Regions from separate parts of the Mus musculus genome. Here region 1 is linked to region 2. Evidence: chromatin loops called from intact Hi-C (ENCODE). Cell type or tissue: heart. All regions are shown on one strand. Links, peaks and the distances in the headings refer to the core of each region. The heading gives the core; the rest is flanking DNA. Region 1 holds the start of Sncb (synuclein, beta). Region 2 overlaps Cdhr2 (cadherin-related family member 2).

Region 1 (8,326 bases), core at 129-8,128, 51 kb after region 2:
CAGCTATGGTGTAGCCCAGGATGGGAGGTAGTGATGCTGGGAAGAACGGCCATGCTCTTGTCCCATGCCCTGGCCCCTGCTGCACTTCTGCTAGTCTGTCTCCTCCAAACAAAGGGCCAGCTCTTCCTCTGGCTAAAGTGGAGAGTGTTAGGTGCAGGTGAGTCTAAAGGTGAGGTTCAGATTGCAGAAGGCACTCATGCCATTGGCTGTGTCTTCACCAGGATGGTTGGGTAGTATTGGAAGAGGCAAGACATTCTGACCACAATGTATGTATCCTCTAGGGCTTGCTTGGGAAATCTGTTGTGTGAAGATTTAGCAACCAAAGGCTGGGCTAAGGCCACCACAGAGGAGATGAATCTAAGCTAGCTAGAGGAAAAGGTGAGGCCAACAAGACTCTGGAGGCTCAAGGGATAGGAGTCTGCCTGCACACTATTCATTCACTCACCAGCAGATTGTTTGCACATTTTATGTGCAAAGCTTGGGCCAATGGCTCACTCTCTGTCCTTAATTAGTAGGGAGAGGATATTTAGACTCTAAGGAACTGCAAGAGGTGGGGACAATGCCTAGGCCTTGAGAAATGGGGAACACATGGGTATTCTAAAAAGAGATTAGGGAGGAGGAACCCAAAAGCAGGCAGGCAGGACTCCACCTGAAGACCAGGGCACGAGGTATGTATGGTAAAAGCCATGCTGGGAATGTAGGCGGAGGAAGACATGATGGGCACCTCATGCCAGGCTCTAGGAGCAGAGGCCATAACACAGAGGTTCCCTTGAGCAAGGGAGGAAGGAAGGAAGCACCTACTAGGGGGAAGACACCACAGCCGGGAGAGGCAGAGCCTATGAGCAGAGAGTCAATAATGTGGTCCTGGGGTTTAAGGAAGGATAGGAAGGAGGGATGGGTAAAGAAGGGAGGCCAGGGCATTGCTAGGCTGATGTGGGCTCAAGACACTCTTCTGCTGGGCTTAATTACTACTGCTCTTGTCTCAGGTGGCAATGTGTCCTGGTCTCCCTGCAATTTGCTCGGTCCCCAAAGGTCCAAGGAACTATTCTGAACTAACCAGATCATGTCAGTCTCTCTCACTTGTAGCCTCTAACAGCAATCACAAGGATGCTCCAGCCTGACCTATGTGGTCTTCTTACGGATCGGTTCTTGACTGCCCATCTGAGCTCTTCCAACAAGAGTCCTGCCCCCTGCTTTTCCGCCCATTCTATGGTTCTTTGCATCCTGCCTCTCTGCCTTCCCAGGACCCTTAAGTAAGGTGCAGGGCTGATCCTGTGCACCACCTGCCAGTAGCTCCCCTTTTTGCTCTCTTCCCCCAAATGATCCCCACACTTGCTGCTCGATGTCAGATCCTGCCCCTGAAATGCTGCGCCTTGCCGTGAGGAGATCACAGCTCCGTTGTTCTCTCGGCATCCACACAACGCTCGCTCGAGACACAGTATGCTTTTAATGGTCACAATCCAAGCCTGCAAATGACCTTGGACAAAACATCCAGCTCTTTTCCACAAGAGCAAGCCCTAACCTATGATCTGAGCCCTGAAACAAGGGGTGAACTTCCATTTCCAGCCCTTTTCTCTCATTATGCAAATAACCCTTACAAACTCCCCTTTCACACTTTGGGTGAGAGATATTAACCTCCCGACCTTTGTCCTGATACCAGCTGGCAGCTGCTGGGACGATGAACTGGAGAGACTGCCAAGGTAAAACCACAGGCTGTGTGTGTGTGGGGGGGGGGGGCGGGGGCTGGTAGCTGGAGAGAGCCCGCCAATAACCAGGAAAGTGGGGCTTTCCAGCGGGATTTATACCCGGGCTTCTGGCTTTACCAGCTGTGTGACCTTGGGCAGAGTGGTTAACAGAGGGCCCCAGAGTCGCTGATCTGTAGACTAGCCCAGGAATGTTAGATGCTATAGCATTTCATTGCTCTTGGCCTCAGGTAAAGGTTCCCCACCAGGTCACTATTAATAGTGATGACGGGGTAAGAAAAAGGAAACTCTGGAGAGCTCAACACCTTGGTCCCTGGTTTTTCATTTGAACATCATCTCCACCAGCTCCCATCCCATCCCCACCTCCCAATTCCATGGACTGGCTGTGTCCCCAGTGACCCCTACTGACCTCGCCCATCTGCTGACTCATATTCTCATGCCCAGACCCCTCAATCACTCTGAGGACCCTTTCTGGTACCCTCAGGAGATACCCAGCCCTGCAGCCCCTTGCCCACCGACATAGAGGACGCCTTCCTTGGTCTTCTCTGCTGCCTCGGTGACCCCCTGCTTGGTTTTCTCAGCTGCAGCCACAACGCCCTCCTTGGCCATGGACAGGCCCTTCATGAACACGTCCATCCTGGCGGCCTGGGGAGGGCGAACACACAAGTGCCGGGGCGCTGGCTCTGCACCCTCACTCGGGCCCTCCCAGGGGACCTGGTGCCCCCTCCCTCCCTTCCTCAGACTTGGCGCGCTTCTGGGCCGGGAGCCCCCTCCTACCCTCTCTACTTCCCAGGTCTAGGCCTCAGAGCTATGCTGCGGCGAGTCCTAGCGTCCTTGAAACCCCGGGATGCGGGGAGGGGCCAGCACCTCAGTTATCCGGAGATCTGCAACCTGCAGGCCCGCAGAACCGGAAGCTAGGCTCGGCGCGAACACCGGGGCCTGTCTGTACACACAACAGTCACACGGTCTGCATACAAACACACACCATGGACATGCTCACGTGCACACACACAGAACACGGGGCGTTTAGAAGCGCATGGACACTCCGGCACACGGGCACGGACGCACGTCCGCACGTCCACCCAGACTGTAGCAATCAGAGAGGACAGACGCGCATCCTGCAGTGCACCTGCCCGCGCCCGCTTAGCGCTTTCCTTTTCTGTGCCCACGTTTCTCCCAGGGCAGTCTCCATCCCGCTCCTCATCTTACCCCAGATCCCCCTGGATCCCCAGTTCGGTGCTCTTTCCGGAGCCTCACCTGGGTTTCGGGGCCGGGCTGGGGGATGGAGCTGTGGTGGCGGCAGCGGCTGCTACTGCGAGCAGATGCGCGGGGCTGGGCTACGCTGGGTATGGATGGACTCGGGGCCAGTGGTGTCCTGCCGTGGTCAGGCTCTTGAGTCACCTTTCCTGAGCTGGAGTGCAGCAGTGCTCTGGCCTTGGGTGCTCTGCCACCAAGGATGCTACTCGCGCGCTCCGGCTCCGCTCCGGCTCCTGCTCCGGCGCTGCGGCAGCTCTGAGCTCAGCACTCCCCCCTGGTGGCCGCGCCGCCCCCTCCGCCTGACTGACAGGGGGCGGGGAGGGTGACATCTCCCCAGAGCAGGCGAGCCTCCAGGGGAGGGCCTCTGACGTGCAGCCGGGGACCCTAGTGCTGGAGAAGAGTAGTCTTTGAGGATGGTGGGAGGTGGCAATGCGGCGAGAGAGGACTGGTGTAGAAATTATGCGGTTGGCTTGGAAGTTCAGAGCGATTCCAATCCTAGCTGCGTTTGTTAGTAGCTGTGGGATCTTGAACTACCTACCTCACCTTTTGAAACGCAAGGTTCCTCTTCTGTAGAACCAATGGAGGGAGTCAATGCCCTTCTAGGCACCGCTTGGATGGGTGGTGCAGGTTGGGTGGAAACAGTGCTAAAGAAAAGCAGGGTTCGTATCTCAGGAAGACGCGCTCATGGCTGTGCAGAGACAAGAGGCAGGAAACAAAATCAATGTATCCACACTTGAATCATACAGGGTTACTTCAGCCTGTGAGAGTAGATAGGAAGACAGAGAAATGCTGATGTAAGAAATGGACTTGAGGCAAAGTAGGTAGACAGCAAAGGCCTCTTCCAAGAAACGACTTGGAATAGACAGATCCGGGAGAAGCAACAAGGTAGGCCTAGACAGGTGGGGGTGAGATCCACAGAACCAGACCCTCAAGGGCAAAGGCTGGGAGGCACCACCATGCTGACGGGCAGTCAGGATGCAGTGCAACCTGCTCAAGACCCAGACAAGAGCATATGGTTTATGGTTATGGGAGGGCATTCCAGATGCACGGCAGGACCTCAGTCAGTTCTATAAAAGAATTATACCCAAGCAGGTGTGGCATCCCAGATGAAAGGGACCCTGTGAGCTCAGGGAGTCAGGGAAAGAAGTAAAAAGGAAGTGGCACTTAGTTTGGGGCTCGTGGGGTGGGTAAGGTTTTCCCTCGGGAACAAGATCAGAAGAGCGTTTTAAGCTAACGATATATAACACAGATGAGGGCAGTGGTGGCAGAAGTGCTGGTCTGGGCGTTTGAGAGATGAGGTGTGCCAACAGCAGACAGTAGGGCACGGGGGGGGGGGGGATGCTCATGGCTGTGGTAGGGCTGTAAGTTGGCAGAGGCTTTAAGAAGGCCAGTTTGGCAGTGTTTCCTAGGACTATAAATGCATGCTCCTTTTGGATCAGCAGTGCCCCTTCCAGGAACTCACCCTGCGGATCTCTATTCTTGCGTGTGCACACTTACACGTGGGCCGGGACAGTCACTGTAGGAAACACTGACAATGCTCTAAACGTCCTCTTAGAGATCTGGTTACTTCCTTATAGCACATCCACCCAGTGGCACAGTGTGATGGTGTGGTTGGGAGCCATGAGCTGTCTCTCCCCTGCCCCCACCCCACGTATCAACAACACACTAATGAGTAAAGATGGTGTTAGTGAGAAGCCGGTGCAAAGATTGTAGGTGTTGAGCAAGCTGATTTCGATACATAGAAAATTATATTACATACTTACATATTTAACAAGTTATATGTAAGAATATAGTTTTATGCATAGCAATCTGTTTATTGTATATAAGTATTTGTATATATTAGATATAAGTGTATATGTGCACACTATTAAGTGTTTATCACAGACCATATGTATTATATACAAACATGTTCCATACAAATATACACATATAGTTGATCTTTTCTATCAAAGGGTTCTGCAACCTTAGACTCAACCAACAACCAATCAAGAAGACCAGCTGGAGAGATGGCCCAGTGACTGTTCTTCCAGAGGACCAGAGTTCAGTTCCCAGTGCCCTCATGAGGCTGTTCACCACCAGGTATAATTCTAGCTACAGGGAATCTTCTTGTCTCCACAGGCCTGTGGGATGTGCTCTTGTGTGTGTGTGTGTGTGTGTGTGTGTGTGTGTGTGTGTGTACACATATATACAGAATTTAAAAAAAAACAAATTTTAAACAAGAAGGAAAATTATGTAAACAAACATTATCTATGCTGAACACATAATTTTTTGTCGTTATCTTTTAAGTGATAGTTACCTAGCACCCTGCTGTGTCAGGTCATAGAAGTCCTCCAGGGTGATTAGAGTCTGCAGAAGGTGGGGTGCAGCCTATGTACATTGTCACACCATTATACATGAGGGCCTTGAGCATCCACTGATTTCGGTGCCTGCCGTGGGTCCTGGAATCAATCTCTGAGGGTACCCAGGGATGTCTGTACACATCCATCGCCAGGAAAGACAGGACTCTTTAATGACAGCCACAAAACCATAACTGAATTGCCTCGGAAGTGGGCAGAAAGGGGCAGTCCCAGGATAGATGGCTCTGCTTCCTCACTGTGATGGTTTGTATTATCCTTGGACCAGGGAGTGGCACCATCTGAAGGTGTGGCCTTGTTGGAATAGGTGTGACCTAGTTGGAATGGGTGTGTCACTGTGGGTGTGGGTATAAGATCCTCACCCTAGTTGCCTGGAAGTCAGTCTTCCACTAGCAGCCTTTGGATGAAGACATAGAATTCTCAGCTCCTCCTGCGCCATGCCTGCCTGGATATTGCCATGCTCCCACCTTGATGATAATGGACTGAACCTCTGAACCTGTAAGCCAGCCCCAATTAAATGTTGTTTTTATAAGACTTGCCTTGGTCATGGTGTCTGTTCACAGCAGTAAAACCCTGACTAATACACTCACCTTTCTTCTTTGTGCTGCGTGGTTATTTTCCCTAGCTCGGGAGATGCGTAGCTTCATGACATTGCAACTGTCCACTCCTGTGATTGGGGACTCACTACCTTCTGAGGCAAAGCCTACCCCCTCCTCCTCTACAGACAGACAATGCCAACCTCTGCTACCTCAGCTTCCTCACATGCAGGACACATGGCTGGCACTTGTAGCTGGAGACTAGTCTCAGCAGGAACACAGGGTCTGTTCTGATGAGGAGGGGAAGAGGTGATGGTGACAGCCCTTGCTAGTGGCCATGGACAGCAATGCCACCCTTCCTAGAGTGTCCAGCATCAACAGAGCGAGCAACTGACCCCAGCCCTGGTGTCTGGGAAGCCTCCCGTGGACTGCCGGGCAGTGGGCTCAGCATCACTGCAGGCTGCAGGGTGGCTGTGGAGCTTTCTGTCTTCCCAGAGGTAGAGCCAGTCGGTGTTTGGTTGTGGATGTCTGTTAGATGAGCTGGTCAGAGTTTCTGTGGCCTGTGCGCAGAATGCTGGTAAGACGAAGAGTGCAGGAAAGCGGGTCAAGACAGAGAAGGGAAGGGACAAAGATGGACCTTTGTGTCTCGGCGTAGGGAACAGCAAGACATGGGATGATTTGGGGAGTTTGTGGTTTTGTTGTTTTTTCTTTGTTTTAAGATAAGGTCTCACTATATAGTCCAGGCTGGATCAAACTTGCAGAGATTCACCTGCCTCTGCCTCCCGTGTGCTCTGATTAAAGGGATGCCTGACTGTTAGTTACCTAGCCGTTTCTACTGTTTAAGTTAGTTTAAGGCGACAGTCCCTTATGGTGTGGGGGCAGGTATGGCAATGAGAGCTGCAGGCCTGTGGTCACACAGTGTCCACAGCAAAGAGCAGGTAGCCAGAGAGGATGCAGGAGGAGGGCCAGAAACATGTGGGAGCACTGTGTGGCCATAGGAGATGGGGCTCTTTTTTCCTATCTTCTGTTCTTTTCTACTCCTTCTGTGAGATGGGACCTTGCTGTAGTCTTGGCTTTTCTGAGTCTAGTAACTTTCCTGCTCATCTATACCCGAGTGCTGGGATGGCAAGTCTGGACCATCATGGCTGATCTTCACTTTCACTTTGTAATTGCTGCTGTGTTGGGAGAAAGCAGCTTGGGTCTGGCTCAGAGTCACCAGGACACACCCAAGGATTCTTCATATAGGCGGTTGGATATGCTTTTCTGTGTGTTAGGTCAGGGCCAGAGAGATCACCATTTGTATGACAGTGATGCTCAGGCCCAGGGAGGGTGTGAAGAGATACATGGAGACAGTAGAAAGAACCTGTGGTGATTTGAACGCTTGGCCCAGGGAGTGGCACTATTAGGAGGTGTGGCCTTGTTGGAGTAGATGTGTCACTGTGGGGGTGGGCTTTCAGACCCTCCGACCAGCTGCCTAGAAGACAGTCTTCTCCTGGATACCTTCTGATCAAGATGCAGAACTCTCAGCTCCGTCTTCAGCACCCTGTCTGCCTGGTTGTGCCTGGATGCTGCCATACTTCCAGCCATGATGAAAATAGACTGAACCTCTGAACCTGTAAGCCAGCCCCAATTAAATGTTGTCCTTTATAAGAGTTGCCTTGGTCATGGTGTCTCTTCACAGCAGTGAAATCCAACTAAGACAGTACTTAAGAAACCTCCCAGATCAAAGAGGAGGCTGTGCTCTCCAGAAAGCCTACACAGCGGAACTGGTAGGTTGTGGTGTGGGGCACAGCTTTCTTGGCAGCACCTGGCCACTGACATCTGAAAATCAGAGCAGTACTCACAAGACCCTCTCAAGATTGGGCCTCCTAACATTTTCTTGTGTGAGAGCAGATGGGGAGTGTTGGGAGCCGCCCCCACATTCACCGTCACAAGATGGCGCTGACATCCTGTGTTCTAAGTAGTAAACAAATAATCTGCGCATGTGCCAAGGGTATTTTACGACTACTTGTACTCTGCCTTTCCCGTGAACGTCAGCTCGGCCATGGGCTGCAGCCAATCAGGGAGTGATGCGTCCTAGGCGAAAGATAACTCTCCTAAATAGGGAAGGGGTTTCGGTTTCGTTATTGGGGTGGCTTTCGCTTTTGGGGCTGGGGGTTTGCGCTCCTGGCTCCTGAAGATGTAAGCAATAAAGTTTTGCCGCAGAAGATTCTGGTTTGTTGTGTTCTTTCCTGGCCGGGCGTGTGAGAACGCGTATAAGAATTGGTGCCGAAACCCGGGACGAGAAATTCCGGGACGAGAAAACCCCGGGAAGTGAAAACCTGGGACGAAAATTACCATCACCGGCGCAAGGAAGATCCCTCATTCCAGAACCAGAACTGCGGGTCGCGGTAATAAAGGTTCCCGTAAAGCAGACTGTTGAGAAGGATTCAACTGCATGAATTCAGAACTTTTCAGCTGGGGGAACAGAGTACCA
Region 2 (8,326 bases), core at 206-8,205:
TAAGTGTAAATTCAAGCATCCTTCCAACTCTCTGACTTCCCTGTGGAAGATGGACAGAGGGTGGCAGAGACCCTGGCAGAGCTACAGAATGAAGGACACAGATAGCTTGGGGCCAAACCTAGGCAAGTGGGCTTTGTCAGGAGGGAGGGCTGTGCCTAATTGCCTTTTCGTGACACCTTTTCTTTTAGGTCCCTTCAAGATGGCCTGGCTGTGGCTGCTTTGTGCACTGCTTCCTGCCTTCATGGTATCTGGTGAGTGCTTCCCTCCCCTGCAAGAGCAGTATTAAACTGGGGACCCCCAGCAAGACCTTGTGGGACTTGGGTCTCACTAGTGAATGCCCAGACAAAATGACCCACACTAGGTAGGCCCTGGGAGGACTATAGAAGAGTCTTGGCTTAGTTGGGTGATCTGGGCTGAAGGTTGGATGTAAGGGGGAGGCATCCAAAGGTGGTGAGGTGCAGGGTGTCCAGACCTCCTCTTCTGTGTGTCCCTACAGTGACAGCCAACTCGCCACCATCATTTGGGGTCAATATGACATTAGTAACCCTGCCAGAGGACTTACCAGTGGGTGAGTAAGGGTCTTTATGCTGAGACAGAGCCCAGCGTTTATCCTGAGATTCTCACATACCTCCTGCCCATGTCTAAGGAACAGCCCTTGAATGATCACATGTGCAGTCAGCCCTCTGCATGTATGGTTTAACAGTGCAGGTTCAGCCACCAGGGGCTAAAATACTCGTGGGGGTGGGGGTGGGGGTGGGAGGAGGGGTTGTAGTAACTTTTATTCTTGTCCTTACTTCATAAATCAACTATTTCCACCATAGTCAGTGTTACAGTCATCTAGAGGGGATTTGAAATCAGGGAAGACAGGCTTGGGTTCTACAGCAAAAGCCCCACCACTTTCCATGACGGTCCTGGGTATCCACTGATTTCAGCATCTCAGGAGTGTCCTGGAACCAGCCTCTCTGGATACAAAATCGTTCTGCTGATCCATTTGAGATTGGTTGATTCTGGGGTTGTGTAGGACAGAGGACCTCAGTCAGGACTCTTGCTCATCAGCTTGAGGACAGAACACCTCAGATAAGCATCCCTCCCATGTTTCCTTCGAGCCAGAATCATATCTTCCTGCATCGTAGCATTTTCTAATCAGAAAGGGTCTCTCTTATCATGAGATGGTCGTTTAACACAGTTTTAACAAAAACAATACAAAACAAAACCAGCCATTAAATGGCCAATGTACCTTCCAGCCAAGAGTGCGTCTTCCACAGAACACTGTACAGCCATTTCTAGTCTTACTGACGCGTAGTGCACAGAGACAGGAAGAGAGGCTCTCGGTGGTGATGTGTGTTTGTGGGGGGATTGGTGGTGATTGGGGGGGGATCAGAATCCCAGCTCTCAAGTCTCATCTGCATCTCTGCCCTGTGGGCCGCTGAATCAAACCACCCTAAAAGAGGTAGGCATGGACCCGGGTCAGCCTTGTTCATCTGTAGGTGCCGTGGCCTTCTGGTTGGTGGCTACAGACAGTGATAATGACCACCTGACCTATGGAATCAGTGGCCCAAACGCCAGCTACTTCTCCGTCAACGCGAACACTGGGGAAGTGAAGCTTGCCAGCCCTTTGGACTTTGAGGTAGAGGATGGTGGGACAGGGAAAGCCTGGGGAGAGGGAACAGGCAGGGGCGGTGCTTGGAGCCAGAGTTCTGGGAGCATGGTTGGGGTCCCCCACTGAACAGGGCTTCTTTTCTCCCTGCTGCTACAGACAGTTCCTTTCTTCAAGATCACCATCTCCACAAGTGATGGTCTCAACATCAGAGTGAGTGAAAGGAGAGAGGGGAGGGTGGCCAGGGGTGGGGCAGATGGTGCCAAGCGTCCACCTCTGACCGCGTGTCTATTTCAGGCAAGCAGAGAGTACCCCAGTTGATAGTGTTTCAGTGTTGATTATTTTCAGAAGGATGTGTTTTACCTCGTCATACAACATGACCCAGCGTTTGATATTTACTAGCTACTAAGTATTTGGATTATAAAATGACAGTGTTGGCTTGTACTAATATAACTACTGATTTTTAAAAATTATTATCTTTTACCTCATGTGTGTGAATGCTTTGCCTGCATGTATGCCCCTACACTGTGGGCATGCCTGATGCCTACAGAGGCCAGAAGAGGGCGCTGGGTCCTCTGGAACTGGAGCCGCATCAGTCATTAGTCACCACATGGGTGTTGGGTTTGACTGTTGGTCCTCTAGAAGAGCAACAGAGTGGTCTTGACTGTGTCTGTTGTCTCAAAGTTACTGTGTCTGCTCAGTGACTGGCGTAATGTTGTCTCCAAGTCTCTGCATACACCCCATTTTTTCTTTCTTTCACTGAGTGGCTCCCCCAGCCCTCCTCCTCTATCCTCCTGTTAAAGTCATGGTGGTTTGGTGGCAAAAGCCTGTAATCTCAGTGGTTGGGAGCTGAAGGCACAAGAATCTATAGTTCTTTTGTTTGTTTGTTTGTTTGTTTTGTTTTTCAAGACAGGGTTTCTCTGTAGCCCTGGCTGTCCTGGAACTCACTTTGTAGACCAGGCTGGCCTCCAACTCAGAAATCCGCCTGCCTCTGCCTCCCGAATGCTGGGATTAAAAGCGTGTGCCACCACTGCCCGGCTCAAGTCCACCTTTGGCTACTGTGTGTTTCAGGCCAGCCTAGGATAGGTGAGGCTCTGTTTAAATAAATAAAGGCAGTTAAGAGAGCAGATTTATTATGGCTCATGGTTCTGGCTCAGTGCCAAGGGACTGCATCTGGTCAAAGACTTTCTGCTGGCACTCACAAGGTTGCACAGAACATCACGTCTGTTTCACGGCGTGGGAACCCTTCAGGGTACTTTAGTTGATTCCCTTCATCGGGTACTCAGGTTGATCAAGGATTACAGTACGGGAAGAAAAAGTGCTAAACCATGCCCTGTTATGGAGCAAACACGTTCCAGATTTAAAAAACTGAATGCTTGCAACTTCACATGCACCTAATATACAACACACACACACACACAAACACACACACACACACACACGCACGCACGCATAACCATGAAGGATGGAGAGGGAGGATGGAGGAGGGAAGGGGCATACATCATACTGCTAGATAGCAGCATTTTGTGTAGCATCCCTGAAGCTATCCTGGCATTGTAAGTTATATTTTCTGACCTCACCTGGGCTTTCTCATCTGCAGACAGCCGAGATGCAAGTGATTGTGGAAGACAGAAATGATAACATACCTGTTTTCCTGAACACTGAATTCTCCACCAGCATCAATGAGGTATCTCCGGGGTCTTAGTGGGGCAGGGCATGGGGAGGGCATCCAAGATACTACTCAGTAGAGCGAGACCTGGAAACTGGTCTGGGAGGTGCAGGGCCATAACAACAGGGGCGTCTTTTTTACAGGAAAGCACTTCAGATTAGAAATCTCTCAGTTGTAGGAAAAGTACACAGAGAAAGGTGATTATCGCATATTTCTGAAGAATGGAGGTATGCTGATTTAGACAGTGTCGGTGGTGACAGTGTTACCTATGCCTGTCACATCTGCGTGACTGCTGTCTCTCTGTCACTCCATCTCTGTGTCCCTGCTGTCTCTGTGTCACTGCCATCTTTCTATGTCACTGCCATCTCTGTGTCAATCCGTTTTTCTGTGTCACTCTATCTCTCTGTCACTGCTGTCTTTGTGTCACTCCATCTCTGTGTCACTCCATCCTGTCTTTCTGTGTCACAGCCATCTCTCTGTCACTCCATCTCTCTGTCACTGCAGTCTGTGTTACTCCATCCCATCTCTCTGTGTCATTCCATCTCTGTGTCACTCTCTGTCACTGCTGTCTCTCTGTCACTGAAGTCTCTGTGTCACTCTGTCTCTCTGTGTCACTCCATCTCTCTGTCACTGCTGTCTCTCTGTGTCACTGCTGTCTCCCTGTCACTGCTGTCTCTCTGTCACTGGCTGCCTCTGCCCTGAGGTGTGCAGCCTAGTGTCTCTGGCTCTGAGCTATCTCACTGCCTCTGCAGCTTCAGCAGAAAGACTGGCCATTTCTCTGTGGTCTCAGCACACACTGGCCTGGCTTTCCATCCAGTCACTTTAGGCCACCTAGAGAGGATGCAGAGGTCTGGACTGACAGGAATCCTCAGGCAGTGGTGAGACTGGCCTCAGAGGCTAGAGGGTAGATAGAGCATGGGGAGGGTAGAGACAGGCAGCAGCCTGACTTCTGAGGGCCACTGAAACTGTTTGAGCCATGTTCTGGGAAGAATGGGAAACTTTCAGAAGCCAAGTGTGAGGGAATCCGACCGTGGCCATGGGCCATAGGGCTACAGGGAGCCTTCAGGAATATCTGAGTAGGGGAGAGCCATACCCAGGCTAGAATGCTCTCTCACTTATGGCCTTAACTGTACATCTCAGGCTCATCGGGTGTGTGTGTGGGGCTGTCCTGCTGGGCATTCCCATCTTAACCATCTGATGCCTCTGCTGAAGGCCCAGCCCAGGGTTGGGGTGGGAGGGACATACAGGTGAAAAGCCCCTTCTTACAGACCCTGCCAGTCGGTTCTGTGGTGTTTTCTGTGCTGGCAGAGGACAAGGACACAGGGACAGCCGGTTTGGTGCAATATTTCATAGAGAAGGTGAGTGTGAAGAGTCCCTGGGGCCCCAGGTGGGAGCCGGCCTCACTGTGTCTTACGTCCACCAGGGGGCAGCATCTTCACAGACAACCACAACCCTGGCTCCCCAGCCTTTTTCCGGATCATCCCCATCCCCACCCCCCACCCTCAGCCCCCAACAGGGAGAAGTCACACTTTCCCAGTTGCTGAGGGAGGACCCAATCTTGCCTCCACCCCCTTCACCAGCACTGTCAAGGCCTCCTATAAGCTAAAACACTCATAGCTCCCAGGAGAGCTTAAGGCTCAGGGAGGCCCTGGGTTCTTGCTCAAACTTACCCAGATAACTGAGGCACGTGTGTTTTTTGAACTTTTTGTACGCCAACTAAAAACTTAGTTTCAACCCCCCCCCCCCAGGCATCTATACCAGTCCAGGGGAGAAACCGAGGCTCCGAGAGATTAAGTTCCTTGGACACGTTTGTGCTCTGGCCCATGGTAGAGCCAGGATTTGACCCTATGTCTCTGCCAGTAAGGAGGAACAGTGGTGTCACTGGGACCTCACCCAACTGTTCTCTGTGTCACAGGTCATCCCCAGCACCGCCAACAGCAATAATCTCTTCCGCATCCTGGAAAATGGCTCCATTGTACTGAATGACACGCTCAGTTACAACAACAAGAGTGCCTTCTACCAGCTGGAGCTGAAGGCCTGTGTGAGTGGGGTGTAAGCAGAGCTAGGGGGCTCATCATTGTGGCACTGGCTCACAGAAGGCTTTCTTTCCCCTACAGGACTCAGGGGGAATATTGGATAACAAGCCAAAAACCCAATGCTCCCAGCCGGTCTTCGTATCCATCTCAGTGATTGATGAGCCAGACCTGGACCCTCGGTTTATCAGGGAGTTCTACTCAGCCTCTGTGGCTGAGGATGCCACCTTGGTATGTGCTGGGGGAGGTGGTATGGGGTGAGGGTGCTGGGTAGCCATGGCCGCCTGAGAAGAAGATCAGATGCACTCACCGAGCCTCCTCCCAGGGGACGTCCGTGCTGACCGTGGAGGCTGTGGACAGTGACAAAGGCATCAATGACATTGTGACCTACAGTGTCTCCAGTGAGAACCTGGGTGTCCCCTGGAGAAGGCTTGGGTGAGGCTGGGGTGGGGCGTGGTAGTCAGAGCCCCTGCAAACAGCTGCTGCAAGTGCCTCCCTCTATCAGACTCCACGAGGCCTGGGTGGTTCGACATCAGGGAAGATGGGGTCATCTTCGTCAATGGCTCCCTGGACAGAGAGCAGCTGCTTCTGGAAAACGAAGAAGTGCAGATACAGGTCACGGTGAGTGGAACTCCCCGTCTCTAACCCCTTGGCTTTTGCTCTCACTCTCTCTGAGCACCGCTCTCTGCTCGTTGGCTTCTGTTCTGCACCTCAGGCCACCGAGAAGAATCTGAACATCTACGGGCAAGAGGCCAAGGCAAGCATGTGGGTCACAATAAGGGTGACAGATGTCAACGACCACAAGCCGGAATTTTACAACTGCAGCCTCCCTGGCTGCTCCTTTAGCCCCCAGGAGGCCCAAGTCAACTTCATAGGCTACGTGGACGAGCATGCCTCTGCCCGAATCTCCATCGATGGTCTGACCATGGTGGCCTATGATCCAGACCAGGCAGGTGCAGGGGAGAGGGGAGGGACACTGATGTCGGAGGACTGGGGAAGGGGAAGATCACAGATGTGGGAGGGGAGCAGCAAAGGGGGAGGGAAGGTGGGGAAAGAGACTGATAGTGGTTGAGGTTGACGTGACAGTGAATTACAGAGCACAAGGCAGGGCAATGTGTGGGGTCCGTGGGGAGGGGAGGTAGTAATATGGTGGTAATATGGCGGGCAGCAGGGATCTACAAAGAGGAGGTTGTTGTTGTGTGCTGTTTGGTGATGTCCAGGGGAATGCTGAGGGGTGCTAAGCAGAGGCTGTGTGGAGTGGGGGTTGACATTAGGTGCTAGGCAACAGTGGGTGGTTGTGTTTCGGGTGCTGTTGGCTCTGGGTAGCCTGTGGTTTGGGGAAGTAAGGAGCCTCAGAGAAAGGTGGTGTTCCAAGTGATCTGAGTCAACCTGGAAGGAATTACCAGGAAAGGATGGTAGTGAGTGACGGGGACGGCCACGGTTCCCTGGGGCGACGACGTGGGGTGGAGTGGAGGCTGCTCAGTGGTGAGCGTAGGCTGGCGGGTGTGGTAAGCTGGCAGTGGTGAAGGGTGGGCGAGGCTGCGTTGGTACAGCTGAGCAGCCAGCCCAACTTCATAGGCCTGGACTACTGTCTCAGTCTTTTCTGACTCCCTCTGTGCATCTCACTGTCTCACCGGGCAGAGCTTCTGTGGAAGGCCAGAGCTTGGAGAGGGAGGGAAAGACGCAGGAAGGTGACGGCAGCAGCACAGTCCGTATTATATCACCCTCCTTTACAGGGCGACAATGGTACCTTCCTGCTGTCCCTGAATGGCCAGGATGCTGAAGCCTTCAATGTGTCCCCAGAGCGAGCAGCAGGGTCTGTCAGTGTGCAGGTGGTGGTGAGAAACTCAGAGATGGTGGACTATGAGAAGGAGACAGTGATGGTTGTGGAGGTATGGTGTGCTGAGATGCTGAGGGATACGGGCACCATTGGCAACTGGGCCCTTGTACCCTGTACCGATGCATGCTCTTCTGTCCTCAGGTTGTGGCCACTGACTCAGTCAGCAACAACTACTCTGTTGCCACGGTGACCATCCACCTTAGAAACATCAATGACCACAGGCCTGTGTTCTCTCAGAGCCTGTATGAACTCACTGTGCCAGAGCACTGTCCAACAGGTTATCTGGTCACTGACAAAATCCAGGTGAGTGATGTTGGCTGGATCATGCTGGGGGAGAGCTGCTGAGCAGGCCTGAGCTCAGACTGTCCCAGACTTTGTTTCATTCAGTGACACTGGGTCTCTGCGAGTGTGCGTACGATGTATCTGGGTGTGTGGAGTGTCTAGGTGTGAATGCAGACATGGTGAGCTTTGGAGCCAGGATGCACAGCAACTGTGTCAGATGGGTCTCTTGGTGACACAGATGGCCCTGTTTCCAGTGTTCTGCCATCTTTGCCTTACAGGCTACAGACCTGGATGGGGATGAATGGGGTCCTATCACCTACAGTCTGCTTCCAGGAAATGGGTAAGATCTTAAGGTGCTTGGGGGTGGGCGTGGGGGATGGGAATCTTCTCTACTTTGCCATGGGGCTGGGAGAAACAACAGAGCACCCTGAAAAAAGTACAAAGTGCCCAGCTGTGTGTCCATTCCAGAAAAACAATTGGAAAGACATTATTGGTTTTCTATGACTATAATAAAATACCCGGGGCAGGGTATTCTACAAAGAGGAAGGTTTATTTAGTTCTGGAGACTCAGAGGCGTGGGGTGTCATCCACTGTGCCCTGTGAGGACTTGATAGTATACTGAATCACATGATGGGGTCCTGTATGACACAGAGAGATCACATGACAAGATAGGGAACCAGAGGAAGGGAAGGGAAGGGACGAGGGACAACTTCCCAAAAGGTCCTACCTCCCAGAGGCTCCTGCAACCCCTGACATCATCACACACTATGGACCAAATGTCTAACACCTGGAAGCATGAGAGCACTCACAGCTGGACCAATCCACCATTATGAGTATATTGGGAATACTGCACAAGGGTCATTTATGTCTGTGTTTTCGTTTGTCTGAAATTCAAAGTAAGTGCA

Evidence for each region. A loop is a pair of places that touch in the nucleus more often than their neighbours do. Peaks named below come from ENCODE experiments on the same cell type or tissue, not always from the same donor. Only the 100,000 strongest peaks of a DNase experiment are listed, where the experiment ranks them.
Region 1: a loop joins it to region 2, with 2.2 times the contacts of the local background. A loop is called at or near these places in 8 of 42 quality-filtered maps.

What each region holds. Positions count from the first base shown.
Region 1 is chr13:54,763,345-54,771,670 of GRCm38, forward strand. It overlaps Sncb (synuclein, beta), which reads right to left and starts at 3,251. Exons shown (of 6, transcript NM_033610.3): 1 at 2,961-3,251; 2 at 2,219-2,348. The coding sequence starts at 2,339. In heart, for the core only: a CTCF peak has its summit at 3,242 (motif pointing left); no DNase peak of the experiment used is centred there; H3K4me3 peaks cover 1,323 bases; H3K27me3 peaks cover 4,560 bases.
Region 2 is chr13:54,712,429-54,720,754 of GRCm38, forward strand. Cdhr2 (cadherin-related family member 2) reads left to right here. Exons shown (of 32, transcript NM_001033364.3): 2 at 189-251; 3 at 497-568; 4 at 1,488-1,627; 5 at 1,757-1,810; 6 at 3,198-3,284; 7 at 4,535-4,624; 8 at 5,182-5,307; 9 at 5,384-5,530; 10 at 5,625-5,700; 11 at 5,805-5,920; 12 at 6,015-6,248; 13 at 7,036-7,191; 14 at 7,281-7,442; 15 at 7,700-7,761. The coding sequence starts at 200. Among named protein-coding and RNA genes, the nearest start is that of Cdhr2, 15 kb to the left of the region's middle. In heart, for the core only: a CTCF peak has its summit at 4,674 (motif pointing right); no DNase peak of the experiment used is centred there; H3K27me3 peaks cover 4,964 bases.